7 separate regions of the Mus musculus genome follow, and regions 1, 2, 3, 4, 5 and 7 are each linked to region 6. Evidence: chromatin loops called from intact Hi-C (ENCODE). Cell type or tissue: heart. All regions are shown on one strand.

Region 1 (4,000 bases), 1.8 Mb before region 6:
CTTCTTCAAGGCTCAGCCTCCCTCCTGCCGGCTTCCTTGTGCTTTTTTTTCCTCCAACCCTTTCCGCGATCACGGTTTTCTGGTACCCAATAGAAATGGGCGACAGCGAACCGGCCTTTAACCTTTCCTTGAATTAATGAGCTTCAGGTTCAGCTTCCTCCTAGGTTTTTTTTTTTTTTTCTTCCTTGTTTTTAATGACCCTTCCCAACTCCTTTTCCTATCCCTGAGAGCTTCAGTTACTTGCAGGAAGCCAGCGCTTTCCCAAGCTCTGTGTAGCAGGTCCCCCTCAACCCCCACCCCTGTCTCAGCCAATCGCAACTGTTGGACGTCGTAGCAAATTTGTTGGGGTCTCTTGGCAGAACAAGAGTCTATCCGAGCCGCGTTAGATACTCAGATGACACCGAGGTCCGTAGCAGATGGGTGGACTGAGAAGGTACCTGCGAGCTCCCAGCGGAATTCGCTGGCAGCTGCGTGAGGCTCTGGTGTTTTGGTTTCTTTGACATTTTCCCAGCTTCAAAGCGGAGAACGGGAGTCAGGGATTGGGCGAACTTCAACGTGTTCGGTTACAAGGTAATTAGATTAATGAGAGTGGTGAGTTTTTATGCAGTGCAATTATGCCACGATTTCTTGTTGCTCGGTGGCTTTTCCACAAGTTTCCAGTCTATTAAATTAATCCAATGGTAGGTCTGTTTCTACCTGACTTGTCCTCCAAAACCTGGGGCAAACCCCCTCCAACTATCTCCAAGGAAAAGGGCTAGTAAACGGAGACAAAAGAAAGCACTTGTGGAGGAGTTGACGATAGGATCCAATTTGTCATCAGATAGTGTGAAGTGGCATCTCCTCTGGAGAGTGGCGTCAGTGCTCCTAAGAGCCACGTTACTTTCCCCCTGCCTCTGCCATTCTCCAAACTGTTGAGGACTGGCATTTAAAATGCACTTAGCGCAATCTAAATTACAGTTTGCAACTTCACCTGCTACATTACCCAGAATCTCTAATTAGGAATCTCCTATCAACTACAGGCACATTAATATTCCACATGTTACAGTGTGCTGATCAATGACCAAGGATAATTGGGGGGCAAGCCTTAAGTCTCCCCATCTTATTCATTAGACACACTGTGGATTCCTCAAACCACCAGATCCCTAATGAAGGAGACCTGTCTGTTTTTACTGTAATTTTTCATTACTTATTACAGGCCATGATGATTCAAGTGGTAAACACACCTTTCACTACTCAAGATATAATCCAAGCCTTATGTCTATCTTTAATATGCTTAATAATAGCCTCAGAGTTGCCTGGAGAAATGACTTTTCATGGGGGGAGGGCTGGAAGAATCTGACAGCTTTACATAATGGTGTATACTAAATGCTATCAGGACAAACATTTTTACCATCTTGCAGTTACTACATATAATAGACGAAACACAGTTCAGAAAATATTAATAAGCATCTTTCTTTTAAAGAGTGATCACATGATGCTCTTCTTAAAAGTTCTTTTAGCTTGGAGCTGTAGAGATGGTTGAGTGGTTAAGAGCAGTGGCTGCTCTCCCAAAAGACCTTAGGTTCACTTCTCAATGCCCACCGGCAACTCACGATAGTCTGTAACTCCAGTTCCAGGGGATTCGAGACCCCTTCACGTTCACAGGCACCAAACACACACATGGTGCACAGACACACATGCAGGCAAAATGTTCTTATACAAAGATTTTAAGTGCTTTTAGATAGCTGATTAACAGCAAAGTGTAGAGTTTTCTTACCTCAATATTTAATTATATCCCCAAAGGTACATTAGGCTATCATTACATCTCATATAAACAAAAGGTTAAAGATCAGTACATTCAATTTGGAGTCTTTCTGCTGATGACTTCGCTTTTTCTGCACTATCTTGTGTGTATATATGTATGTATATATATATATATATATATATATATATATTTTAAATACAAGGGGGTCTAGATATTCTTATCAGTAGAGGGCACCCTCGAGTTGCTTCAAATCCTGATATCAAGGAAAAAAAACTGGGGTGGTGGTGGTGGGGGAGGAGAATCATCTTTAAGGTGTTTTACTGCACCTCTGTTGTAAAATTTGACAAGCTTAAGACATGTATGCCTAACAATTCACTTTTTATTACAGCGAAGTGTTCAGCTGCTAGAGGAAAATGCTATTTTTTTTAAAAATAAAGTACAAGGTGGTTCCTATTTTCATGACATCGGGTTCATTGATACAGTCTGGGGTGAATCTGGATGTTAGTTAGCAAGATTTGAAATCAGCTTGGAAACCAAGAGCATGTTGAATGGCTGGTTATAGGGTGGCCACTCGTCAAAGCTCCCATGCATCAGGTTAAAGCAGAATTTGGGACGGGACAAAGAAAAACCCAGGGAGGAAGCTAGAACAAATGTGAGGATTATAAAAGTTTTACATTTTAATTAGGAAAAAAAGTGAGATGACTGGAAACTTGAGCAACCCCCAAATCCACCTTGTGTCTTGCCATCTGCATTCTTTCTCTCTTCCCCTTTGTTTTCGAGGAGTGGTGAGAACAGAACAGTGCATCTAAGAGACCCAGCAAAGCATACTACACCATGGGCATGCAATTGGGTAATTAAAACGGATGCCAGAAACGTTAATAGATTCTAAACATGATGCAGTTTCATTTCCCAAATCCTTACATAGTGTCTTAACTGTTCCCCAGGTACTGTATCTCCAAACCCAGAAACCTAACATGAGGGTCTCTGCTTAACAGCTCACCCAGGACAGAGAAGTCTGCAATAAGCTATTTGTGTAACCCATTCCGGAGTAAGGGCTCCCCTGCTGCTCGTTGCTCCACAGTGTTTGAAAATAAGGGGCTGGAATAGCCCAGAGTCCAGCAGCATGTAGCGCCTGGCTTGTACTTACATCATTGTTAACCCTTCTGCACCTGGAAGGGGCTCAGCGGGATCAGGATGCCCCCGAGCTCCGGAACACGCAGGACCTAGGTGTAAGAGAAGAGCCCCAGGGCTCCGTGTGAGCGCTGAGCCCCTGGAGAAAGAGAGAGAGACCACGGAGAGTGCAAGGGGTTGCATCCCCGGCCCCTTGATCCCTAACAGACTCCAGTAGGGCTCGCTTCTGGCTCTCAGGGCTAGAAGCGGCAGGTGCAAAAAGCATTTGGGAGCCGCTTGCCAGTGCTTGGAGGTAATGTGCTTCCTGTCCATTTATCTCAGGAAACCAGCACAGCCTTCCCTTCGAAACAAAATTAACCTCTCATTAGCCAGCCACTCACTCCCAAGAAGGCCTTAAAAGCTTTACCCTCTCACTAATGTATTTAGGCTTTTCTTCCAGGCAAACGAAGCCGAGGCTGTACTAACATCAGCCCCAGGGGTTCCTATGGGCTCCCTCAGGAGCCAGCCAGCCTTTCACCAGTCTAGTTTGGGAAATTGGCCAACACAGGATCCCAGTTTGTAGAAGCAGTCCGACCCAACACCCCTGAACGAACTTCACACCACCCCCGCCCCCACGATAAGTTTGTCTCTGTTTTCTTGGGCTCCTCTCACATTAAAGCTTCAGCTCCATTACCCCCGAGGAATGGGGAAGGGAATGGGGAAACTTCAGTGGCCAGCTGTTCCCAGGTCATAGGAGGCGACTGTCCCTTAGGGGAAGCGTCTACGGAAAGCTGGGGGTTGGGGAGCAGCCTTCCTTAGACTCTAGTCGGTTCCAGGCATTGCAAATTAAACGTGGCCAGGAGCTTTTGGAACGCCAGGGCTTTCTCACCCTGGACCCCACAGCCCGGAGCCTGGCAGATTTATACCACACAGGTGGACCAAGACCTAAACAAAACAGTCCCGGCCGCTGCCTGCTATTCGCCCCCCCCCCACCGTCCTCCGGGCCCACCGCAAACTTCAACAAAATAAACAACTCACCACAGGCATTCCCTTGTCTGCAGCGCGACGCTTGCCAGCTGGGAAAATAAGCCGCAAGCCACGCGGCCGGGGCGCAGGAGGGAGGCCACGCCGCGCCCGCCACTCTGC
Region 2 (4,000 bases), 390 kb before region 6:
AGAGAGATATCTAAGAATGGCAAGCAAGCAGAATATAGACAGAGAAATCTCCAGAGAGGAAACACAACAAAAAGCAGACTGGAAAAGCTGTATCAAGCAGAACACAGGTCAACAGCTTGGAATCACCATTTTTCTTATCCAGACACCACTTCTTTCACTCTCAGAACCTTTCTAAGCCAAACCTGGTCTTTGTCACCTATAAACACATACACACATACTGGTAATATATTCCATGTTTCCTACATGAGATTCTAGGCTCTTTGAGCCACATGAATAACACCCTATCACCCACACTATCCCCAATTATACACTCATTGCCACCGCAAATTTACCTCTTCAAACCCTGCAAGGCTTTCCTTAAGTTTTGCCAATCTTTCTATCCAAAAGAGGCAGCCTGAAAAGTATGAAAACACATATATTTATCCAATCCCAGAGCAGTCAATTTCAGTGGTTTTGCAGTGTCCTTGCTTATACTCGTGATACATTTTTCCCAATTAATTCATTTTACATAAAGCAATGTTACTATTACTAAGATTTCTTTAAAATTGACCAGGAAATATAGACTTCGTGGATTATTTGGTATTCCTGAAGTACTTAAAAAATTTCTATCAATGTAGATTATACTTATCTCAAAATTCCAAGAAAGGATACAAATTTTTGTTTTTATTTATTACTAGCTATGCTAATAAAAGTTTAAATTCTTTAAAGTGGAAAATTTAATTTCATGACAGGCTACCCTAAAGTAGATACTCCTTCCACATCTGATGCATTACACACCCCTCTTCTTTACTCAGAATGCACATTGACTGTTGACTGGCCTTCCAATTATTGGTGATGCTATTGCAGAAGTCATCACATTCCTCCTGAGCAATGGCAGGCCTGTATCCATTCAAAATAGTCATAGTCTTAATGAACTATTCGGATCAACTTATTCATTTTTATTTATGTATTTTGTGTAGAGGTGGTGGTGGAGGGGGTGTTCCTCTCTGTTCCTTTTCATCTATTCCTACATCTTAAGTCTTATGCTTCTATTCTTCTTTTTTCAACTATTTAAGTCTTATATTTCCCTTCTTTCTCTTCATCTTTGTGTTCTCCTTCTCCTTCTTTATTTTATTTTATTTTATTTTGTGTGGTTTTTTTGAGACAGGGTTTCTCTTTGTAACATTGGCTGTCCTAGAATTCACTCTGGATGTAGACCAGGCTGGCCTCGACCTCAGAAATCTGCCTGCCTCTGCCTCCAGAGTGCTGGGATTAAAGGCGTGTGCCACCAGGCCCGGCTGGCATACATCTTCTTATGTCTTCAGTCAGGAATACTATAGTGCTGGCTCTCCCACATTCTTTAAATGCTTAAGGTTTACCTCCAGTATGGATTTTGTGGCGACTTTTATGATTACATATATTCGTTAAATACTTTCTAGGTTCCTTACAGTTGTTACGTTTTATTCCTATACATATTATGATATATACTGAAAACCAGCTGAAACAATCAGCCACATGGACTGAACAACCACTGGATTGCTCAACTTCCCATTGGTATAGAGTTATAGTTGGAAGAGTTGGCTATCAGCTTGGGAGCCATACTAATAAATCCACTTTCCACATAAATAGAGAGACCCTAGAGCATTTTCCTAGTACAGCTGTGTTTTTGGTTTATTTTAAGATTTTATTTATTTTTTTTGGCACTTTCCTACTAAGGAAAAGAAAATAGAATAGTAGATTATAGAATAACAATAGAGCTCCAGCTGGAAAGTTTGTGCAATTTACCTGAACCCAGTAAGAAGCCACAATACAAAACGTTGTTTCTTAAAGTCACTAATTAGCAGTTAAACTGGGCATCCTTCCATTTGTGAGACAGATTTTTCACTCCACTGCAACTTTAGTAATATGCTTCATTCTACTAGCAAAAAGAGGAAGTGCCTTCTGAGGGCAGTGGAATCACAGGTCAGAATTTCAGTCCTGGCTCTTGAGAACAAGGTCACAGCTCACAAGGGGAGGAGCAGGCAACCAATCAAAGGTGAGCTGGAGAGATGGGGCGGCAAAGGCTGGCGTATAGGCTATCGGAAACCTGGGACAACTGCTACCAAAATACATATCTCTGCTGATGTGGAATAGGTGTGCGTTTAGATTGGAAGCCTGTGCACTGAACCACTATTCCGAGTTGCGTTTGCACCCTATCACCCTGAGAGAGTTGCTCCTGTCACTCAGGATTTACTGGCCAATCACGGCATTGAGGAGGATCTGCCAGTCATAAGAGGAGGGTGGTTTTTCCGGATGCATTTTGCTGGTTCCCTGTGAGATCTGCCAGTCAAAAGCGGAGGGTGGTTCTTCCGGAACGCATTTTCCTGATTCCCTGGGGGATCTGCCAGTCATAAGAGGAGGGCGGTTTTTCCGGAATCCATTTCGCTGGTTCCCTGTAATTAAGCAGGATTAAGTGATTTGTCCCCTGTGCTGCTGGGTACTGTGAAGGAAGCTCAGGCAAGTTCTGAAAGTGCGACATGATGAGGATATTGTCACTTCCCACAGAGGTGAGGAGCGGGATCGGGTGTGCTGGGTCCTACGGAAGGCTGGGTCGGAACCAGCAGCTACATGCAGGCACCTGTGAGTTGCCTCGTGGTTTTAGCCGCTTCTAGACCCAACGGTGGCACCTGCATAACTTCACTATCTGGGCTGAATATTCACAAAACCTTTCGAGCAGGGTCCTGTGTATAGAAACACCCTTAGCAGGATGCCAAAGGCAGACAGGCTAAGTTTCTTTCGTGTATTCTACAAGTTGTTCTCTTGGCATTTAGCGTTGAGTTTTGTACAAGGCAGTAAGAATGGATCAATTCGCATTCTTCAACATGCTAACCGTCAATTGAGCCAGCACCATTTGTTGAAGATGCTGTCCTCTTTCCACTGGATGGTTTGAGCTCCTTTGTCAAAGATCAAGTGAGCATAGATGTGTGAGTTTATTTCTGGGTCTTAAATTCTGTTCCATTGATCTGTCTGTCACTGGACCAGTAACATGCAGGGAGTTTTTTGTTTGTTTGTTTTTGTTTTATCACAATTGCTCTGTACTGCAGCTTGAGTTCGGGGATGGTGATTCCATCAAAGGTTCTTTTATTGATGAGGTAGTTTTTGATGTCCTAGGACTTTTGTCATTCCAGATTTATTTGCAAATTGCCCTTTCTAATTCTGTGAAGAATTGAGTTCCAATTTTGATGGGGATTGCAGTGAATCTGTAGATTGCTTTCAGCAAGATAGTCACTTTTACTGTACTAATCCTGCCAATCCATGAGCATGGGAGACCTTTCCATCTCCTGAGATCTTCTTTGATTTCTTTCTTCAGAGACTTGAAGTTCTTATACAGATCTTTCACTTCCTTAGTTAGAGTCACACCAAGGTATTTTATATTTGTGACTGTTGTGAAGGGTGTTGTTTCCCTATTTCTTTCTCATTCTGTTTATCGTTTGTGTAGAGAAAGGCCTCTGATTTATTTGAGTTCATTTTATATCCAGCTACTGCACTGAAGTTGTTTATCAGGTTTAGGAGTTCTTTGGTAGAATTTTTAGGGTCACTTATAGATACTATCATATCCTCTGCAAACAATATTTTGACTTTTTCTTTTCCAATTTGTATCCCCTTGATCTTTTGTTGTGGAATTGCTCTGGCTAGGACTTCAATAGTTATGGAGAAAGTGTGCAGCCTTGTCTAGTCCCTGATTTTAGTGGTATTGCTTTAAGTTTCTCTCCATTTAACTTGATGTTGGCTACTGGTTTGCTGTATTTGCCTACGAGGTAATGGCCTGCTCTTGTTGAAAGACACAGTGCCTATTCATACATTCAATAATATCTATCTTTTTAAGAAGTCAATTCTTGATTACACTTTTTAAGTTTCATTTTCTTAGAATTTCTCTGAACATCTAGATTTTTTTTTTCTCTTTAGTGTTTCTGGAGAATTTAAGTATTTTATCTGTTTTCTCAGCTGCTATGATCATTTGTTTCTCTTTAGAGAAATTTCT
Region 3 (4,000 bases), 670 kb before region 6:
TGATTGTTCAAACTGAAACATTAATGAGTACATTGCTTATTTTCCAATAATTCTTTAGTAAATTTTTTTGCAGAAAAATAATAAGGAATTTGTATCATGTGTATGATTGATTGTCTGGTTGACAATTCTGATCATTCACAAGGATGGAATATAAGTTTCTAGTCATTTTCATATTTTGAAAGATATTTTGTTTTCCTAAATCTCAGAAGAGTAAACTAACTGATACTAGTTAAGGGATTTGTTTTTCAAGATTTTCAGTTGTATACATCTTTTGCTTTGTTTTGTTTTCTCTTGTTTTTTTTCTTTTTTTTTTTTTTTTTTTTTTTTTTTTTTTTTTTTGAGACAGGGTTTCTCTGTATACCCCTGGCTGTCCTGGAACTCACTCTGTAGACCAGGCTGGCCTCAAACTCAGAAATCTGCCTATCTCTGCCTCCCGAGTGCTGGGATTAAAGGCGTGTGCCACCACACCTGGCTGGCATACATCTTCTTATGTCTTCAGTCAGGGATACTATAGTGCTGGCTCTCCCACATTCTTTAAATGTTTAAGGTTTACCTCCAGTATGGATTTTGTGGCGACTTTTATGATTACATGTATTTGTTAAATACTTTCTAGGTCCCTTACAGTTGTTACGTTTTATTCCTATACATATTATGATATATACTGAAAACCAGCTGAGACATTCAGCCACATGGACTGAACAACCACTGGATTGCTCAACTTCCCATTGGTATTGAAAGATCCTGGCAGAATGTAAAAGGACACAGAAGCCCTGAAATTGGCAAGATAGACGTCAGTGTTAGCAGAACTAGCTTCACTGATTTAGAAAAATAGAGGTGCACAATGCTCTGGCCACTCCTTGAACCTGTGTGTCTGCCAAAGTTCTGACCAGGTGTGTGCCCATTGCTGCACCTTCATTAGACTCTTTCCTTGTACCCCTCCCATACCCATTTCTTGAGAATAGACATTGTTTAGATCTGGAAATCCCCTAATCTCCCCCTTCTCCTTTCCCCCCTGAGGGCCTATAAAAACTGGGAACTCTTTCCCCTCGAGGACGACTCCTCTACCCCTGCGTGGGATATGAGTCGTCCCCAGAGCTCTGGCTTTCCCCGAATAAAGCCTCATGTGGTTTGCAACAAGCTCGGTCTGTCGTGAGTTCTTGGGTGTCCGCTATTGTCCTGAGGCCTGAGCGAGGGGCTCCTCTCGGAGTCTTTCAGTATAGAGTTATAGTTGCAAGAGTTGGCTATCAGCTTGGGAGCCATACTAATAAATCCACTTTCCACATACATAGAGAGACCCTAGAGCATTTTCCTAGTACACCTGTGTTTTGGGTTTTACTTTATTATTTTATTTTATTTTTTAGCACTTTCCTACTGAGGAATAGACAATAGAATAGTAGATTATAGAATAACAATAGAGCTCCAGCTGGAAAGTTTGTGCAATTTACCTGAACCCAGTAAGAAGCCACAATACAAAACGTTGGTTCTTAAAGTCACTCTTTAATTAGCAGTTAAACTGGGAACCCTTCCACTTGTGAGACAGATTTTTCACTCCACTGCAACTTTAGTAATATGCTTCATTCCACTAGCAATAAGAGGAAGCACCTTCTGAGGGCAGTGGACTCACAGGCAAGAATTTGAGTCCTGGCTCTTGAGAACAAGGTCACAGCCCACAAAGGGGAGGAGCACGCAGCCAATCAGAGGTGAGCTGGAGAGATGGGGCGGCAAAGGCTGGCGTGTAGGCTATCGGAAACCTGGGACAATTGCTACCAAAATACATCTCTCTGCTGATCTAGAATAGGTGTGCGTCTAGATTGGAAGCCTGTGCAATAAACCACTATTCCGAGTTGCGTTTGCACCCTCTCACCCTGAGAGTTGCTCCTGTCACTCAAGATTTACTGGCCAATCACGGCATCAAGGAGGATCTGTCAGTCATAAGAGGAGGGTAGTTTTTCCGGATGCATTTTGCTGGTTCCCCGGGAGATCTGCCAGTCAAAAGCGGAGGGTGGTTCTTCCGGAATGCATTTTCCTGTTTCCCTGTGGGACCTGCCTGTCATAAGAGGAGGGTGGTTCTTCCGGAACCCTTTTCTCTGGTTCCCTGTAATTAAGCAGGCTTAAGTGATTTCTCCTGTGTGCTGCTGGGTACTGTGAAGGAAACTCAGGCAAGTTCTGAAAGTGCGACATGATGAGGATATTGTCACTTCCCACAGAGGTGAGGAGCGGGATCGGGTGTGCTGGGTCCTACGGAAGGCTGGGTCGGAACCAGCAGCTACATGCAGGCACCTGTGAGTTGCCTCGTGGTTTTAGCCGCTTCTGGACCCAACGGTGGCACCTGCATAACTTCGCTATCTGGGCTGAATATTCACAAAACCTTTCGAGCAGGGTCCTGTGTATAGAAACACCCTTAGCAGGATGCCAAAGTCAGACAGGCTAAGTTTCTTTCGTGTATTCTACAAGTTCTTCTCTTGGCATTTAGCATTTTGGTTGTCATTCATTTCGAGTTAAATTTGTCTACGTTTAATATGTATCTCATGTGTTTGGTGAATTAAAGTACATTTTTTTCAATATTTCTCTGTGGGTTTTTTTTTTGAAATAACAAAAAAAGTGGACTAATTTTAGAACAGCTTCATCTTTTTTATAAAATTGTTTCTGAGACAAAGTATGTTGACACGTGGGTCCTAGTCTCTTTCTCTACCTTGCTAAACTTCGTAATTTATTAGTTAAATGGCTGTACCACAAGAGAGTTTTAAAATTGCTCATTTTAGTCATGTAATGTACTGCCCTTTGCAGTAGAAGGAGAAGTACTTGCATATGGAGCATGGCTTCTGTCTTCAGACCTCAACAGGAGGAACAGTTTACTGTGTACAGTTCAGGGCTAAACAGTGTAGACAATAGCTAGCTCCTACACTGTAGTTTAAGGGAATCATCTGCAGGGGTCATCATTATGAACAAGCTTCTGATGGTGTAATTTACAATTGCCAAGGTAAATTAAGTCATGCATGTGAATAAAAATAATCCAGATTGGTGGGTATACCACCTGGGGAGGTTATGTTGAACCAAACTTCATTGATCTAGATAAGGCCATTCAGAAATTTGAATCAAGGGGAATTGGCTTTATTTATGTGTATCAGGTTATAGACTTCAGCAGCTAAAATTGCATATAATGACGGGATCATACATTATCTTATTGATGCCATTTCCCTAAAAGGTAATAGCCTGCTATTGTTGAAAGACACTGTATCTATGCATACTTTTATTTTTTCTTAGATATTTTCTTCATTTACATTTCAAATGCTATCCCCAAAGCCCTCTATAGCCTCTCCCTGCCCTGCTCCTCAACCTACCCATTCCCTCCTCCTGGCCCTGACATTTCCCTGTACTTGGGCTTATGATCTTCACAAGACCAAGAGCCTCTCCTCCCATTGATGGTTGACTAGGCCATCCTCTGCTACATGTGCAACTAGAGACAAAGCTCTGGGGGTTACTGGTTAGTTCATTTTGTTGTTCCTCCTATAGAGTTTCAGACCCCTTTAGCTCTTTGGGTACTTTCTCTAGCTCCTTCATTAGGGGCCCCGTGTTCCATCCAATAGATGACTGTGAGCATCCACTTCTGTATTTGCCAGGCACTGTCGTAGCCTCGCAAGAAGAGCTATATCAGGGTCCTGTCAGCAAAATCTTTCTGGCATATGCAATAGTGTCTGGGTTTGGTGGTTGTATATGGAATAGATCCCTGAGTGGGGCAGTCTCTGGATGGTCATTCGTTCAGTCTGCTCCACACTTTGTCTCTATAACTCCGCACATGAGCATTTTGTTCCCCCTTCTAAGAAGGATCAAAGTATCCACCCTTTGGTCTTCCTTCTTCTTGAGTTTCATGTGTTTTGCAAATTATATGTTGGATATTCTGAGTTTATGGTCTATTATCCACTTATGACTGAGTGCATATCATTTGTGTTCTTTTGCGATTGGGTTTCTTCACTCAGGATGTTATCCTCCAGATCTTTCC
Region 4 (4,000 bases), 180 kb before region 6:
CTGTCTTAAAACAAAAAGGGAGAACAATAAAGAGCCTATTATTTTTCAAAACAAAACATCCCAAAACATAGAAGAGAATACCAGGAGAAAGGGGAATGGCACCTGAGAAAAGACACACTCATTTAAAACCATGCAGAACTACATGGAGAGCCTGCCACTTTATATTTCTTAGAAACAGGTGAGTGATGACTGTTTTGCAACTCAGTAGCAGTTCACCAGATCTTCAGGACTAAGACAAAATCAAGTAGTTAAAAATACTGCTTATGACCATTTCTTCCTTAATTTTTTAGAAGTCACGGATTCTATGGAGGTACCTTCTAAAGTACTACTTCAGTTGTGATGTTTCTATTGAAAAACATGTGCCTCTCCCTCCTATGAGGGAGACCAAAATTAGCACCATGCCATCCACATCTGACAAGCAGTAACAGCTGAGGAACTCTGCTACTTACCACACACAATCCTCAATTTATGATTTCTCACTTTTATGATGGCATGAAAACAATTCCACTCCTTGTCTCTTCAGTAGATCGCTCAATAAATCACAGAAGATATTTAATATTTTATTATAAACTTTTGCCTAACTGCAAGCCAATGCAAATATTTTGAGCGTGTTGAAGGTATTCTATGCAAAGCTCTGAGATTCACTGGGTTAGTTGTACCATATACATTTTGGGCTTACTGATGTTTAATTACAATTGGCTGTATTGGTAATATGAAAAACTACATTAATAATGGTATCAATATCTGATTCTTATTTATATGTTGGGATCATAATATTGAGTATTGACAATTATTGCTGTAATGTAACCCTTATAACAGCTATATGAAACAGTTATTACCCATAGGTTATTTTCCAAGGGAGATTATCTTTACTTGAAAGATAGCTGAGCTCAGCCAGGCAGTGGTGGCGCACGCCTTTAATCCCAGCACTTGGGAGGCAGAGGCAGGCGGATTTCTGAGTTCGAGGCCAGCCTGGTCTACAGAGTGAGTTCCAGGACAGCCAGGGCCACACAGAAAAATCCTGTCTTGAAAAACTCCAAAAAAAAAAAAAAGAGAAAGAGAGATGGCTGAGCTCCTGGCTTCAGACCCATGCAAGGCAATCTCTCTCCTTTTCTTACATATCTGATTCTCAAATTCTGGCAATAGGCAGATGAAAATTCATCAGTGATTTGGCAGGAAATGTTTGCCCCTCTAAACAGCTAAGCTTAAGTGAACTAAAATATCCTACCACAGAGAACAACAGTTAAAATGAATAGTCCCATACCCACACTGCTTCTATTTTCTTAGGTTTGATTTCAAGAAGTAATCAGATCTAGAAAACTTTATGGACAAATAATGTTTATCGTGGTAAAACTTAATCATTGTGTTGCAGCTGAGGCCCAACGCCCCTACTTTTCTCTGGAGTAGTTGAGGACATGTGGAATGGACTAGATGGTTTTAGTCTTATTCTGTTCCATATCTGAAGATCTGTTTCTTCATTTGTGTATAAATCTGAGGAAATACCAGTATTACGCCACAGTGCCAGGGTGAAGGTGAAACCGGATGTAATGAGAAGAGTCTAGAACAGCCTGGCATAAGGTAAACACTCCATGAAGGTCAAGGATGACTCTGGAGGACTGAATTACTTTAAAACATTTCATGGATGGATCCCCCCACTCCACACAACACACACACACACACATACACACACACACACACACACACACACACACCGTGTAACCACAAGCTTCAAAAGAGGTTAGGTAACTCCCCGTCAAAATGTTTTATGGCCCCCTCCCTTACAAAAAAGGGGGAAGCTATAAAGGGTCTATAATGCTCCCCTACAATAACCTTAAACAAAGGAGAAAATAACAGGCAAAAAGAATGGCAGAAGAGAAAATCCACGCAATTAAAAACATATAGACCTATGTGTGAGTACCTATCACTTTACATCTGTGAGCTTGCCTGTGTTGAAATTCATTTTGACAACTAAATAAAAAGAATAGTGTCATTTTATAGACCTGGGCATTTATAAAGTATCCAGAATAGGTCTTCTTATAAGAGGAAAAGTCACTTAGCCTGCCAAAGCTGATGAGGCAATTTTTTTAAATTATTTTTTTCTTAAAACTCCTTCTAAGTACTATGAAGACTCTCTCCTCAATCTCTGGTCCATGTTACTTTAACCCGTGCCTTGCTGATCTGCTTTATGTGTGGTCCATAGTAAGGTATTTAAATGATATATAATCACGTAAATCACACTCTAGAAATACTTCAGAAAGACGGCTGGGAGCAGTATAAGGACAAAGGAAAAAGAGAGAAGGCAGGAAAACCCAAGTCCTCGGGTCAGGAGGGAGGACCCAGGGAGTCCAGCTTCTCCTTCCGCTTGCCTGCTGTGACCTAGCGTGTACCACGGGGTCTGGACAGATGTTATCAGCTTGTGTCTACGCGTAAAGGGAAGTGAATACAGATTTGTGCTATTTCGGCAGAGGCACAAATCAGTGCCCCCTCCCGGAGCTGGGGTTGCTACCGAAGAGTTTTGGATCTAGGAATGGTTGACTATAGCGTAGAAAAACAAGGCTGGTGTCTTGGGAATGCCCTTGGATTTTCTGTGGGCCAGTCCTGCTGCGCTGAGGAACCGCAATAGGCTTCAGCTTTCCTTCACTCCTTGGGAGGGAAGGAGTGCCTATTGTGAGGTAAGCTTGCCAGGGAGAAAACTGCCTGCTGTTAGGGGGAGGGACAGGAGCCGCAACCAGCGGGCGCTGGGTCTTGTCAAGGTCAGATTCTAGGCAGAATTTGACTGAAGCTGGTTAATATATTTATTCTGAAGACTAATGCAATCCAAGGAAGAGTTGTTTATTTACATCTGTGCTAAATTCTCCAGGTCGCCTTTTAAAGCCTCATCCCATAAACAAATTTCCTCTTAAACTCATTTTCTTGGGTGGGGAGATGGTGCCCACCTGTTTTCCAAGTTCTCCATTTACGGTGTTTGTTTTTCTTATTTCTGATGAATCACAGAACCGAGTCAGCCTCCCAAACTTCCAGAAGAGGCAACTCAAAGCGGCTCAGAGTGGCTGAAAAGCCATTGTGAAACCAGGCAGGCCATTTCCAAGATAGAGCCCAGTTGTTGCAGGATTAAACGAAATGAATGACAAAGTAAAACAGGGAACTGTGGACAAGAGCAGCAACTGCAATTTTCCCCCGCCAAGCAAAGAAAATACAGGCTTTTATTCTCCATTCAGCTTACAATTCACGTTGCTGACCAAGACCAATTATATAATTCATGGGAGCTCAGTGCAAAATAAAAATGCCAGGGCCTGTGCTGAAAAACTATTAAGTTGAGGATCCAACCCAGGGCAGTTTGCTGAGACAAACCCAAAAGGCCCAGATCAGGAGTGGCAAGTGATACATCAGTCTTTAAGATCTGATGCTTTAAGAAGCTCAGGGATTAAGATAGACAGTTTTATACAATGCATTTTAAGTTCAAAATGATTGCAAAACACCATCCTAATAAACAAAATACAAAGAAAAACAACGTTATTTATTTATTTATTTATTTATTTATTTATTTTAAGACAAGGTTTCAGTAGGTAGTCAGGCTTGCCTTGAACCCACAAGACCTGCCTCTGCCGCCGCCTCAGTACTGGAGGTGAACCGGTGTGTTACAATGACTGGCACAAAATACAGATTTTTAAAAGATGGAGAAGATTCATGAATCACCCCACCCAGTTTAAATCTTGCCTCACATATCTCACTCCAATGAGCTAGCTGCTCGAGTTCCTTTCAGTCCAGCCAGGCTCCCAAACCTCCGTGATTAGATTAGCCTATTTAACAAACTCTACAACAGAAGAACAGAGCAAGTCCTCACAGAGTAGGTGACTCCAAGTTCCTGTGCAGGTCAGGGCTTGATCAGATTCAAAGCCAGGGTAAAAAACCAGGCAGCAGGAATCACAGTGAAACCAGAAAACAATTCTTTATAGAAGTCCTCTGAAACTGTGCGTGGCTTTCCCTTTAAGTCAGACAG
Region 5 (4,000 bases), 200 kb after region 6:
TGAGATATGCTCCAACATCTTTATCTGAAACCGTTAGTACTGAACCTCATATAGAATATACCTAGTCTTTTATCACGTATGTTCATGATAAAGTTTAATTTACAGTTTAGGAATAGTAAGAAAGAAAACCCTAAGAATCTTAAGTAGGAGAGTTGTGGTAAAGGCCAGTCTAGACTACCTAGTGAGACTTTAAATAAATAAAATAGAAATAAATAAATCAAGTACTGCTCAGTGCTTAAGAACATGCATTGCTCTTGAAGATGACTGATGCTGAGTTCTCAGTACCCATGCTGAGTGATTTGCAGCTGCCTAACTCCAGGTTCCAGATAGTTGATGTCTTCCCTCTCCTTGTCTCTGTGGGCACCTTTACTCATATGCATCTTTGTCAAAGTGAGTTTCAGGCCATAGTGAGATCCTATCTAAAACAAAACAACAACCAACCAACCAACCAAACAACAACAATAATAAAAACAAGCCCAACAACTATTATGAGGGGATAGGAGAGCAGAAATCTTGCCTAGCATGTTTTTACCAACTGTACTAAATTGCCTCTGAATATATATATGAATATTTGAATAGACATACATGTTTTTAAAAGACCCTGTCTCTTATTTCACTTCATAAGTTATGGATAAATAAAATGGTAAGTAGTCACTTAAATGAATGAATATAAGGCAACTTTGGAGTACTTCATTTAAAAAGGTGAAAATAAAAGTGACCCTACCCGGGGAGAAAAATGGTAGTGCAGCATATGCTCAAAGCCATACACAATTTCCTATCTACCCACTAATGTCCTTAGGTTGTGATAGGTTGCCCACAGTATTCACCTTTATATTCTCTGGTCTCTTCTCTCTTTCCACCGTTTCAGAATCCCGCTTTCTGCTTGTCTCTTTTCCTTTTCTCCCTAAGTACCCACAAACCCTTACATTCTCCTCTCTATTCCTTCCTCCTTGGTCTTAGCCACTGCCAAGGAGAGAGGAGGACTCCTCAGAATCCACAATCTTTCTTTCCAGATCACCCAAATCCCCTGAGAGATCTGACAGTCAGATCTGCGCCCAACTCCTCCTCTTTTCTCAAAAGGCTCTTAGGCACATAGTTAGCTTCAAGCAACTTCATTCTGAGCTTGGCCTTGAACACGTTCGGGACTGCCCGCCCACTCACCCTAGTCTGGGTTGAGCTTCCGGTCTCTTGGTCCCTAATCACAGTGGACCTCTTTGTTATCCTCTGCTATCACCTTAGATCCTGCCTTTGGGCTTTTGCCTAAACTGTGCCCTTGGATAGGACCTCCCTTACTGCTTGCTACCTTCAACAACTGGATCTAACTTTTTTTTTTTTTTTAAGGTCGCACCAGCAACCACGCCTTCTTGGCGGATCGTCTGCAGACTGCTGTAGGGTGGGTTTCTATCTGCCGTTCCACCCATCCCCTCTCTTCTTGGTCTTTGGTCTCGACACCCCCACCCCCGCACCTCAGGCACCCTCCACCACCCCGGACAGTCTGCGGCTGGGTCTGATTCCTCCATCAGACCGTGAGCTCCGTGTGCAAGGGCAGATATGGGGGTCTGATTCACCTTTGAGTTCCAGTGCAGAGGAGGGGAGGAACACTGCGCAGGAGGGGGGGGGGGCGGCGACGCGGCGAAAGGGGTGGGTGGAAATGCAGCCCCTGGTTGGAGAAGGTGCAGAGTGGGAGAAGAGAGGGAGAACACACCCATCCAGAAAGGGAGAAAAACGGAAAGAAAATGCAAGAACCTTCGCTAGCAAAATGGTTGAAGATGCAGACAGTGAAAGGCTGAAAGGGCAGATAGAAGGAAAACCAGAAAAAAGAATGACATAGGGGTGGCAGACAAGAGGGAGGAGGCTTAGAGTCTGGAAGGGGGGAGAGATGAAGGGAATCGAAGGGTAGAAAGCTACTGAGACTGAACGGACACTATCGGAGGAGGAGGAGGGAAGGAGGGAGTCTGCCTCCACTGCCTCCCGGCCTCTCTTTTGTCCCTTCCCTTCTCCCTGCGTCATGTTCCCCTAGCCCGGCCTCCCCTCCCGCTCCCTCCTCCACCCTGCTCCTCCTCCCTAGGGCTGGATGGAATTTTTTCCCCTGGACTCGGGCCAGCTTCGGGGCAGGGGGGTGGGAGGAAGCCAGGCCGGACTGGGCTGGGCGGTGGGGAGGGGCCGGGCAGGGGCCCCCTGGGGAGGGGGCCGGTCCGAGGCCACGCTGCCCGCGGGGTCTAGGGCGGGGGAGCCCGGGCGCTCAGTGCCGGGAGGAGGCACCGGCCGGAGGCAGCGGGCGACCGGGGGCGGAGGATGGCGGGGCTGGCGGGAGGAAGAAGAGGGGCCGCGGGCGGCTGAGGAGGGAGAGGATGGAGAAGCTGGGGCTGGGGCTGGAGGAGGACACTGGGTCTCAGCGACGCTGGAGCTGCGGAGCGGTGAGTCTGCGGAACCGGAGGGGGATGGGACCTGGGCCGGACTCCAGGGTCCCCAAGGGAGGAGGCAGCTAGCCTGGGCCTGGAATTCTGGCTTCTGGCTTGGATAGCGAAGTGGTGGTGGTGGTTGTGGTGGCGTGTGTGTGTGTGTGTGTGTGTGTGTGTGTGTGTGTGTGTGTGTGTGTGAGGGGGGTGGTGGTGGTGGTGGTTGGGAGGGAGGGTGGAGAGCTGGGAACCCAGACTTCTGAATCTTTGTTGGAAGGAGCTAGAGACTAGATTCTAGGGTCCCCGGGTTTCAGAAGCTAGAAGGATCTCTTAGATTCTAGAGGGAGGCTGCAGGATCCCAAAGTGTAAGGGACCAGATGCTAGAGACCGCAGGGGAGGTGGAAGAAAACTGTCTGGCTTTGGAGGTGCCTCCAGCGCCCTAAGGGTTAACGTCTGGCTGGAAGGGAGGGGGAGGGGCAGAGATGGGGCTGCGGGGCTTTGCGGGGTCAAGGGTGAGCCGTGTGAGTGGGAGGGTGCCAGGAGGGGGAGGTTGTCTGGGCTGCCAGACAGACCCGGGTCAGCGCCTGGGGCAGGGGCTGTCTGGTAGTAGAGAGGCCCAGCGTCCAGGTTGCTCTGAGGACCGGGGATTCCGGGTCTCAGCTTCCTCTTCCCTCAGGGTCTATCTTCCAAGCCGTTGCCCAGATTCCACAAGCCAAAGCCCTGGTTGCGGTCTGCCCAGGACCCAGGTGTCTGGGTCACCCATTTCCTTCTTGCCTCTGACTAAGGAGTCCACTCTCCAGCCATCACCTCCTGCACATAAGCATAGGCCAACCCCAATCCCCTCCTCCTTCAGAACCCAAGAGTCAGGGCCCCAGACATTTTTCTTCTTCTCTGCCTGGACTGGGGCATAGGTGGGGGGCTCCTTCCTGAGAACCAGGTTTCCCCCACCCCTTTTAGCCCCAGCTGGAGTCCAGCCCTCCAGGGGTTAAGGGGGCGGGACCAGTTGGTTGCTATGGTGCCAGACTGTTTGGGTCTGCTCTCTGACCCTTGGGGGCTCCCTAGGGTCTGCAAAGAGGGGGAGGGGACCCATGCCCAGGGAGAAGTCGAGCGCCTACCCCTTCCTCAAAGCAAGCCTGTGAACCCAAGGGAGATGCACCCAAGCCTGGGGCAGTGACCTTGAACCAGTTCGGAACCTTCTCTGTGAGCCTCAGTTGGCCCTCTGAAGAGAAACTTGCAGGGTGTGTGGAGAGATGTTCAGGGCTGGAGAATCTTAAAGATTCTCCCTTCCCTGCTTTCCCTCACCGCCCCCCCCCCCTCAGGCCCCAGGCAGCCCCGGGGCATGCTGGGAACCCAGGCCTGGGCTCTGAGCCAGGTTGGTTGGGGGGGGGTGGGGGGGCTCCTCCCTTCCCCTTCCTCCCCACCTTGGCCTGACTCTCGCCCCCGCCTGAGGGTCTGGGAGGTTGGGAAGGAGGGAAAGGAGGACTTGAGCTCAGGCCGAAGACTGGTCTCAGGTCCCCCGCCTCCTCTTTTGCTTCTCCGCCCTCTTCCCGCCTCTCCTCCCCCTCCTCAGCAGGTCGCTACCCCGGCCCAGGGCCCCTTCT
Region 6 (4,000 bases):
CTTTTGCCTCTTTTCTCTAGGATTTCTCCATGGTCTTCCCAAATGAGACAGTTTGTAAATATATCTAAAGGAGGATATTCTATGGGAGGAGAAAAGATTTTAACTTTATGGTGTGAAAATGTACTTTAATTATGTAGGGGGGAAGTTCAACAAATCAACCAGGGAAAAACCTGACTAAATAAATGACTCATTCTTGTTTTCAATTGGGTAAGATTTCATAATTAAAAATCTTACCTACATATTTAAAACAAGGAGGCTCCAATAATTCTGCCTAGAAGGAAGAAAACGTCTTGGAAAATTTTATACCTCTTTTAAGCACATTTTACACTCAAATCCTAGATGGTCTCTATGGTGCCTTTCAGTTCAAATCTTCCTTAATTCTCTGAGTAAGTTTACCAGACTATTCTTAGAAACTTGGTAATTACAAATAGAACACATATGAGAAAGAAATTTGGAGTTAAAGCTGTCATTACTAAGCCTAATTAAACACTGCAGACAGAAAGATGGCAGGAGAATAAAGCATCCCGAATTAGGGAAAAGGAGAACATAATGAGTAGGTCACAGCTCCAGCGATGTGGTAAACAATGTTAAAGAACACAACAAAGTCCAGCCTAGGCATTAGAGTGGATAGAGTGGGTGTCCCCTCCCCCTTCCCAGTTCCTTAAGTGGCATGCGACCCCCCTCCCAACAATAATATGCTTCTCTCCCATTAATCTGACTTTCTACCTACCTGAAGTAACCAACCACACTGGAAACACATGCCAAGTAGAAAGTGGATCCTCTAATCTCATTAAGCCCTACCCTTTATTAGCAGTTTTCCTACTTTCCATCCTAAAGTGGAATCCATATATTTAAACACCATAAAATGGTGAGACATCATCTCACCTCTATATTGAGACTCAAGCACTACAAGCCCAGACAAAAGCCATGAAGTAAAGGGCCGTGGCTATTTTCTGGACACAGACTGCTTTGACTTTCACACACACACACCCATGCCACCTTATGATATAAGCCCAACAAGGGCCATTGATATTCAATGGATCTCTAACTAGAAGATCAAACATCACTAGCTGGTAAAAAGAAGTTTGGTCGACCTGCGGAGCAGCGGTAGGCAGACGGGTGGCAATGCGGGGCGGCATCTTCGCCACACCGAGCAGTACTAGCCAGCCCCCGGTAAGTTTCCTTCCCTGCAGTGCACTAAATCACGCTGCCAGCCGCGGCCCCACCCCGCCCTGTTACGGAAAGGCATGCGGACAGCTCGGTGAAGGACGGGCGGACAGCTCCAGGCTCCCCGCACGAGTAGGCTTTCGCCGGGGCCGCAGCTTCTCCTGGCCGCGGCCGCTTCCCCCAGGACCAACGCCGTTGCCAACTTTGCCGCCGCCCCCTCCACCGCGCAAGCATCCCAAACTTTGCCGACTACCTCACCTGGAGGTTCGGGGCTGGCCCCCGGGAGAGGGCTGACCTTCACGCCTGCCCCAGCCGACCCTGGCCCCTCTGCCGCCCCCCGGCCCGCCTGGGAAACCCTTGGCAGGGATGCCTGCAGCCTGACCCCCTTGCCACATCTGACCCTCTGGACCCTGAGAGCCCGGGAATCCGCGACTCGGGCTAGCCACTCACCATTGGTAAAGGACTCCATCTTCGCCCCGCCGCGGGTCCTTACCAGCCCAGCGCCCCAAGCTTCCTACTCCGAGAGCCGAAGCGGTCCTGACGACTGAGCATGCCCAGCAAAGGCCTCCGAGGGCTGCCGGGGAGGTGCGGCGAGGGGCGGCGCCGCTCCGCCGCACGGCAACAACACCTTCGTTCCGGGTTTTCGCAACTGCTGCAAAAGACCCACTGAGGCGTGGACGCTAAGCATCGCTCAACCCTAGGCCCACTCCGCCCAGGGGCGGCGGGGAGGAGCGCAGTGCTGGGGCGGGGCTTAGAGCCCCACCCCCGGAGCTCACTTCTAGCCGCCGCGCTGTCTGTGCCGCAGAGCTGTAGTACCCCGGTTCAGACAACTGGTACACCTACTACTGCATCCGGCCGTGTTTCGGGTGCGGCCACCCCAGTACTGAGCCCGGAAATGCGGCCGGTGATGCTGTCGCCAGAGGGGTTGTCGCCCTTCGCGTTCTGAAAGCAAGACAAGGCCCAGGGTGGGTCGGCCTCTACGCTGGGCTAGCCCGGGGCGGCGCTCTTCTTAACCGCCGGAGCAAGCCCTGCGGCGGTGGTCGGCCCGACTTCCCTCCTTTAGCAGAACGCCCTGCAGCAGCTGCTGCTGCAGCAAAGCCGGAGGCCAGAGGAAGGGAGGGGCCCGGGAGTCGATCGGTGCCCTTTGCTTAGGGCTGGGCTTAGAACTGCGAGCAGATCTCAAAACCCGGAGCGGGGTGTAGGAGAACGGACCGTGCGCGCAGAGGTTGTGTGCAGAGAGGCCCGCCTGCCTAGTCCTGTCCTTACTCGACACCAGCAGTTGGCTGCTCCCAGCCTTCAGGGTACACGGCCTGATTCCGCGGGGCTAGACCGGAGGGAGCCAAGTTCCCCCTTCCCCTAGTACTCGCGCCTTTGCCTCGGGCCCCATTGTTTCCGGTGCCAAATCGGGGCGGTCCCCGGCAGCCTACGAGACACGTAGAGACCGCGTTAGCTCCTGCTAGCTCCTGTTTCTCCAACTGCCGGAAGTCAACACCCCGCGAAGAGGCTCCCCCATCCCTCCCAACCGCAGCCACAGCTCCTCTTTCCTCCCCACTCACTGCTTCGTCCCCTGCGGCGACTTGGCTAGGCCTTGGCCTCACTGCGCGAGCCAACTGTCACACACTCCTCCTCCCAGGCTGTCAACCCGTGCAAACAAAATCTAAACCTGTACAAATATCCTGGGCGAAAGAGGAGAAAGGGATGATGTTCGATCGATAAGGAAATTCTACGTTCAAAGAAGTAAACCCGAAGTGCAGTGTTTTTAAGAGGTCGATTGTATTACATCCACTACGTTCCACTCCTGTTTTACAACGCCCTGTGAAAACCAACTGTACTTGGAGTAACCACTAAACTCCTTACCTAACTCTGGGACCTCATTAACATTCTCGCCCTTTAATGGCCCCGAAGCTTTCATAAGGCTCCTAGAAGTTGGCGCGATTTATTCAGCATCGTTAACCGTACCTTTACTTATTTTTTTTTAAACAAAACAAAACCCTCCTTGCAAAATTGTTCCACAGCTTTGTGTTTTGTTTGCTTACTTCTTCCTGTCATTTTCTTAACTCAAATGTCACCCCTACAGAGAATCCTCTGACCACACACCTAAAATAGCAACAAACACAGTGGGTTCTATAAAGATTCCTCCTGCCATTATGTTCAGAGCACTCTTAGCTGTCAAAAGGCTTATTGTTTATCAAGAATACAAGATCAGTGGGGCAGGTTTTTTTTTTCATTCATTTTTTTAGGGCTATGTCCTCATTTTTAATCGTTACACAATATATTAAATAAGTACAGTATAATGTTTATATTTCTAATTTACTGCCCACATTGAAACCTTTCCACTGAATGTCTTTATAATGAATGTCTCCAGTTGGTCTGTTTGTGCTCAGTACAAATGTTCATGACATCATATCTCAACGCTGCTACTGCCTTTTCACTGTGTGAAAGATAGGCTGAGTCCTTAGGCTAGTCCCCATATCGGAGCAATTCCGAACCAAAAGTAGAAAATGAACCACAAGAACTCTTGTATTCATGGATTTTGTTCAAATGAGCCTGTTTCACATTGGTATTGCTTAGCTAAGAAACTCTTCCCTATTAGGTCGTGTTTTGTTCTTTTGGTGTTATTTTTGGTGCCAGAGCACTTAGTAGCAGTTATTTAAAACTCCACAACATGATAAATCACCTCACCTCACCAGCAAGCTACAGTCTATCATACTTTAAGTGTGAATCACATTACCTTGGGTTTTGTTTTTAAATTTTCAGCTCTGAGACTGTGTGCTAAAGTGTTTCACAATTTGCATTCATAAATTTGGGAGAATCAGGAGATTTTTTTTTTTTT
Region 7 (4,000 bases), 100 kb before region 6:
TTCAATACCCCCATCCCAAACCTAGTGGAATTAAGTGTTCCTTATTTCCTAAGTGTTCACATATTTAACAGTTGATATCTATGATTATAAAACATGTAGCCAGTTTTTTTAAATCCCTGCAATTTCTGAGCATTTTGTAAATATTGGCAACGATCTTCATAATTTTCTTTTTAAAAAGGTACGACATAAAGGCTTTTAAATCCCCAAACTGGGGTCTTTGGGGAATTAGGAGACTCACTAGATTTGTCTTCAAATGTCCAACATTAAACTCTAGAGATTACAGTAAAAGAACACTAGTTTTCATTACTGTATCTAGAAACCTAAAACTTTCCCAATTCATGATCTAGGAGATGGAATAGGCTAGTGTTGTGGACCTAACAAGGAACATAACTGTAGCAATGTCCTTTGAGTAGGGCTGGTATGACTTATATGATCAAAGCAGGGGAACTGTTAGCTTTCAGTGGTTTTATAGTAACCTAGGTAGGAAATTATTGTGGAGCCACCTGCCACTTACAGGATCTGAGTGTTCATAAGGATTGCACCTGTGCAAGGAAGTAACTGCCCTAAAACCAGCAACCCCTTTACTGAGCCTGTTGTTCCAAACACCCACACACAGTTTTAACTGCCAGTCCAGGGAACAGTTTTCTATCTATGAAGTAACGTTTTTGTTTCTCACAAGGGCCAGAATAGTGAGGGGTTGCTATGGGCAGTTGGTTACCCGTAGATGCAACCAGCATCAGTAGTATATGTTGAAAATTCTACAGTGTGCACAAGAGTCTCTCAAAGCAAATAATTGCGCAACCCAAAATGTTCACAGTGTGAGTTTGGGTTCCTTTGAGTTTTATGTGTTAAGGACTCTGGAGTAAGGCAGGAAGCAATTTAGATAATATATATGGGAACAGTTCTGACGGAACTTAGAACCTGAGATGAAATACTTTTAATATATAATCAGTCTTATCAGATGAATCCATACAATATTTGTATTTAAATACTTTTATTTTCATTTCACAAAGAAAGCAACAGTGTTTATAGTTAAACATGCCTTTCAGTCAGTGCTGGTCATATGCAAAACAAGTAAAACAACACAATTTGCATATACAATATTACATATACATACTATTTTCAAAATTTTCCACAAAAGACAGATTAGAATACAAATTTAGAATTCTACCCTTAAACTCAGACTGAAGGAACTGAAGGTCACTACTGGTGTTAAAAAAAAAAAAAGGCAATAGCTTTGTAAGTTTCGAAGTCATCACTTGCCAAAGTTTTTGCAAGAAAAACTCTTCCTCACAGCCACAGGGACCACTTGGCTTTAATCAAGACGGCCAGCTACAGTTTGTCTCAACATGATTTGCGGATGAATGCAAATGCTCCAATTATGTGGCAATTCTCATTTCATACACACACACACACACACACACACACACACACACACACGCATGCACACACACACACACACACGCATGCACGCACACACAGTATATTATTGTACTGATGATTTAAGCAGCCCAACTTCTGGAGCATTTTTTTGAGCTAAGCCATGACCTTTACTTCCTTTGAAGTATTTCAAATTAAAAACGGTTCAAAAATATCACTAATGACTACCATGACTAACTCCAAAAAGGTGGCCCTTTCTCTTTTATTTATGATCAAAGGTAAATGTGTCATGAATAAACTTTTTTCCTCCAGCAGCAGGTATAAGTAACAGCAATGTTACTAGGATAATTTTCCAATACATTCCTGAGAGTTTGATATGGTAAATAACATGTCTTTGAGAATTTCTAGGAGAACTATCTATCGCTCAATGTTTCCTAAATGGATATGGCAAATCTTTCTTGTGGAATATCAGTAAAAATGTGAGAACAAAACAAAGCTAAGATGCAAGAAGGACAGAGAGGTTTTCACATGCATTTTCGTTGATGAAGACAAATGTGTAGTCATAACATTTACCATGTGGTGGAAGAAGAGACAATATGAAATGTAAGAATGCAGAGAGCAAACATACAGGTTCCCTTGCATGAAATGCACACAGAATCACAAGGCTGACAAGAAGGCAGCATTTGCTTAAACTTGTGAGTGTAACTTCAGATGGCATCTAACAACAACAAAGATACTAAAGACAAAAGGACAAAGAATAGGCATGCTCCAGTTAAGAGAGAACTGGAGAAAGAGATGCAGCCACACAAAAGAGTTCTGGGTAAGAAAGGGCCAATGTGCCCTGCCACATGTGGATGTTCTAAGACCGAAAGGTCTTACCCCTGAAATTCTTTTGGGACCATGTTGTTTGTCAGCCACCAGAGGAGCAGTAATCACTCAAATGATCCATTCTAAGAATCACAATGACTTCTCCTGGGTACATAAGAACAATCAAAAGAACTCTGGAGAGAAATCTGAACTTCAGGCCTCACAGACACAGTACTCTCGAGGGCTCTTCAGATTAGTTACAGAAAACACAGATATTGACACCCTAGCTTCAAAGCTTGCCTCAAACACTGAGGCCATTTAAACTCAGGTTTACTGTGCAATGTTCTCTGTTTTTTCTCTGGCATTTACAAAACCAAAGCTTGACTTTCACCATGTCAGTTTAATTCAACACCAGAAATGCTGGATATGATTAGTTTCCTCAATGCAGCCATACCTGAGTGTCTTCTCCCATCTTATTTGCTGCAATCCCATTGCTACTGTTACACATGGAGTCCCAGGGCTACACTTTCAGTCAGACACTCAACATGTAATGAGCCTTTGGTTTTTTTGTTTTTTTGTTTTCTTTCTCTAGGTACATGTAAAAACCTTCAAGGAAATAAGTATTAAAGGGAAACAATGAGAGCAAGGGAGAAAATTAAATATGTATGTATAATAGTATAATATTTGTATCATATATAGTGTATATGCATATATACATATACATATACGTGTACATATACATATATATATATATATCTCAGAATAACCAGGAAAACCACAAATCAGCTGTACTACCTACTACTAAATGAGGAAATATGCAAGAAACAATGTGCTGTCATCTTATGAAACTAATTTTCATGATGTTCTTTACAGTTAGGCAAAGGGCTGAACACAAAATGAAATAAAAACATGACAACTTTATATTAAGAATAGTCTACTATCAAAAATATAAATCCAAAACAAGTAAATAAGACACAGCTGCTTTACTCACTCTTGCCAATACTGGCATCCAGGGAAGGGTAGAATGGGAGATACGTCATACACTGATCCTCAACTTTGATTAGGTACTCACCTATCCATGTAAAGGACTAGGGGCCTAATCAGTACCATGAAAAAATATATTTTAAAATCATGCACTCACCCTTTCCCCTAACCACTACCCACCTAAGCAATCCCATTCCCACCCCCTAAAAAAAAAAAACCAAGTTATAAAAGTATTGCCTCTGTAGGCAATGAGGAAAAGGGAGCAGGGGAGAGTTATCATACCTCTGGACCTCAATGTTGCATTATGTATCTACAAATTCCAGCAAAGAACTGGTGTTATGTGGAATAATATACAGAATATAGCAATATTATATATACATTAAAAATATATAAACACCCAGACCCCCACAAAGCAAACAAAAGATAAGCAAATAAAACATCTAGTCTACCACTGCCCACCAGGCAGTGAGGGATAGGGACTGTGGAGAGTTTTCATAGAATCAATCTCAGTGTTCATTAAGTACAGAGTAAAAATAGTCGCACCAAGGACCACGTTCAAAATGAAGTTAACACCACAAGGCATTTACAATCATATATACATATATATTATATGGTTACCTTTTTCTCTAACAAGCTATGCTATAAGCAACAGACAAAACAAGAACTCAAGCCTTATAGTACGTATACACTACTGCAATATGGCACAGGTGACAGAGAAGGGGCAGATGTTCCACACTTCTGGGCATAGATATAGACTCTTGGTTTGTTTGATAACACAAACACAGATTGAGAGTGAAAAACTGAAATAACTGACAGACTTTTAAATACA

Evidence for each region. A loop is a pair of places that touch in the nucleus more often than their neighbours do. Peaks named below come from ENCODE experiments on the same cell type or tissue, not always from the same donor. Only the 100,000 strongest peaks of a DNase experiment are listed, where the experiment ranks them.
Region 1: a loop joins it to region 6, with 4 times the contacts of the local background. A loop is called at or near these places in 3 of 42 quality-filtered maps.
Region 2: a loop joins it to region 6, with 2.2 times the contacts of the local background. A loop is called at or near these places in 3 of 42 quality-filtered maps.
Region 3: it touches region 6 in a loop (3-fold over the local background); 2 of 42 quality-filtered maps call a loop at or near these places.
Region 4: it touches region 6 in a loop (2.5-fold over the local background); 2 of 42 quality-filtered maps call a loop at or near these places.
Region 5: a loop joins it to region 6, with 4 times the contacts of the local background. A loop is called at or near these places in 11 of 42 quality-filtered maps.
Region 7: it touches region 6 in a loop (2.8-fold over the local background); 3 of 42 quality-filtered maps call a loop at or near these places.

The regions. Positions count from the first base shown.
Region 1 is chr17:15,826,729-15,830,728 of GRCm38, forward strand. Rgmb (repulsive guidance molecule family member B) reads right to left here. Exons shown (of 5, transcript NM_001372257.1): 1 at 3,893-4,000; 2 at 2,892-2,967. The coding sequence starts at 2,896. Among named protein-coding and RNA genes, the nearest start is that of Rgmb, 2.3 kb to the right of the region's middle. In heart, CTCF peaks have their summits at 11, 1,972 (motif pointing right) and 2,828; DNase peaks (open chromatin) are centred at 3,143 and 3,543; H3K4me3 peaks cover 2,493 bases; H3K27ac peaks cover 1,611 bases; H3K27me3 peaks cover 270 bases.
Region 2 is chr17:17,232,501-17,236,500 of GRCm38, forward strand. It overlaps Gm5165 (predicted gene 5165), which reads left to right and starts at 2,403. Exons shown (of 4, transcript NM_001362181.1): 1 at 2,403-2,525. The coding sequence starts at 2,496. In heart, no CTCF peak of the experiment used is centred here; a DNase peak (open chromatin) is centred at 2,221; H3K4me3 peaks cover 1,451 bases; H3K27ac peaks cover 343 bases.
Region 3 is chr17:16,949,500-16,953,499 of GRCm38, forward strand. It overlaps BC002059 (cDNA sequence BC002059), which reads left to right and starts at 2,037. Exons shown (of 3, transcript NR_166921.2): 1 at 2,037-2,209. In heart, CTCF peaks have their summits at 1,545 and 1,752; a DNase peak (open chromatin) is centred at 1,912; H3K4me3 peaks cover 978 bases; H3K27ac peaks cover 304 bases.
Region 4 is chr17:17,446,466-17,450,465 of GRCm38, forward strand. All of the region lies in intron 4 of Lix1 (limb and CNS expressed 1), which reads left to right. Among named protein-coding and RNA genes, the nearest start is that of Gm41537, 43 kb to the right of the region's middle. In heart, no CTCF peak of the experiment used is centred here; a DNase peak (open chromatin) is centred at 2,396; H3K4me3 peaks cover 1,167 bases; H3K27ac peaks cover 2,224 bases.
Region 5 is chr17:17,824,911-17,828,910 of GRCm38, forward strand. It overlaps a transcript of Spaca6 not described here. Among named protein-coding and RNA genes, the nearest start is that of Mir99b, 3.3 kb to the right of the region's middle. In heart, no CTCF peak of the experiment used is centred here; DNase peaks (open chromatin) are centred at 1,341, 2,081, 3,241, 3,891 and 2 weaker places; H3K4me3 peaks cover 3,325 bases; H3K27ac peaks cover 3,229 bases.
Region 6 is chr17:17,622,777-17,626,776 of GRCm38, forward strand. Lnpep (leucyl/cystinyl aminopeptidase) reads right to left here and starts at 1,713. Exons shown (of 18, transcript NM_172827.3): 1 at 1,618-1,713. The coding sequence starts at 1,636. In heart, a CTCF peak has its summit at 1,890; DNase peaks (open chromatin) are centred at 1,875 and 2,515; H3K4me3 peaks cover 3,609 bases; H3K27ac peaks cover 3,714 bases.
Region 7 is chr17:17,520,433-17,524,432 of GRCm38, forward strand. No RefSeq gene overlaps it. Among named protein-coding and RNA genes, the nearest start is that of Gm41537, 31 kb to the left of the region's middle. In heart, no CTCF peak of the experiment used is centred here; no DNase peak of the experiment used is centred here.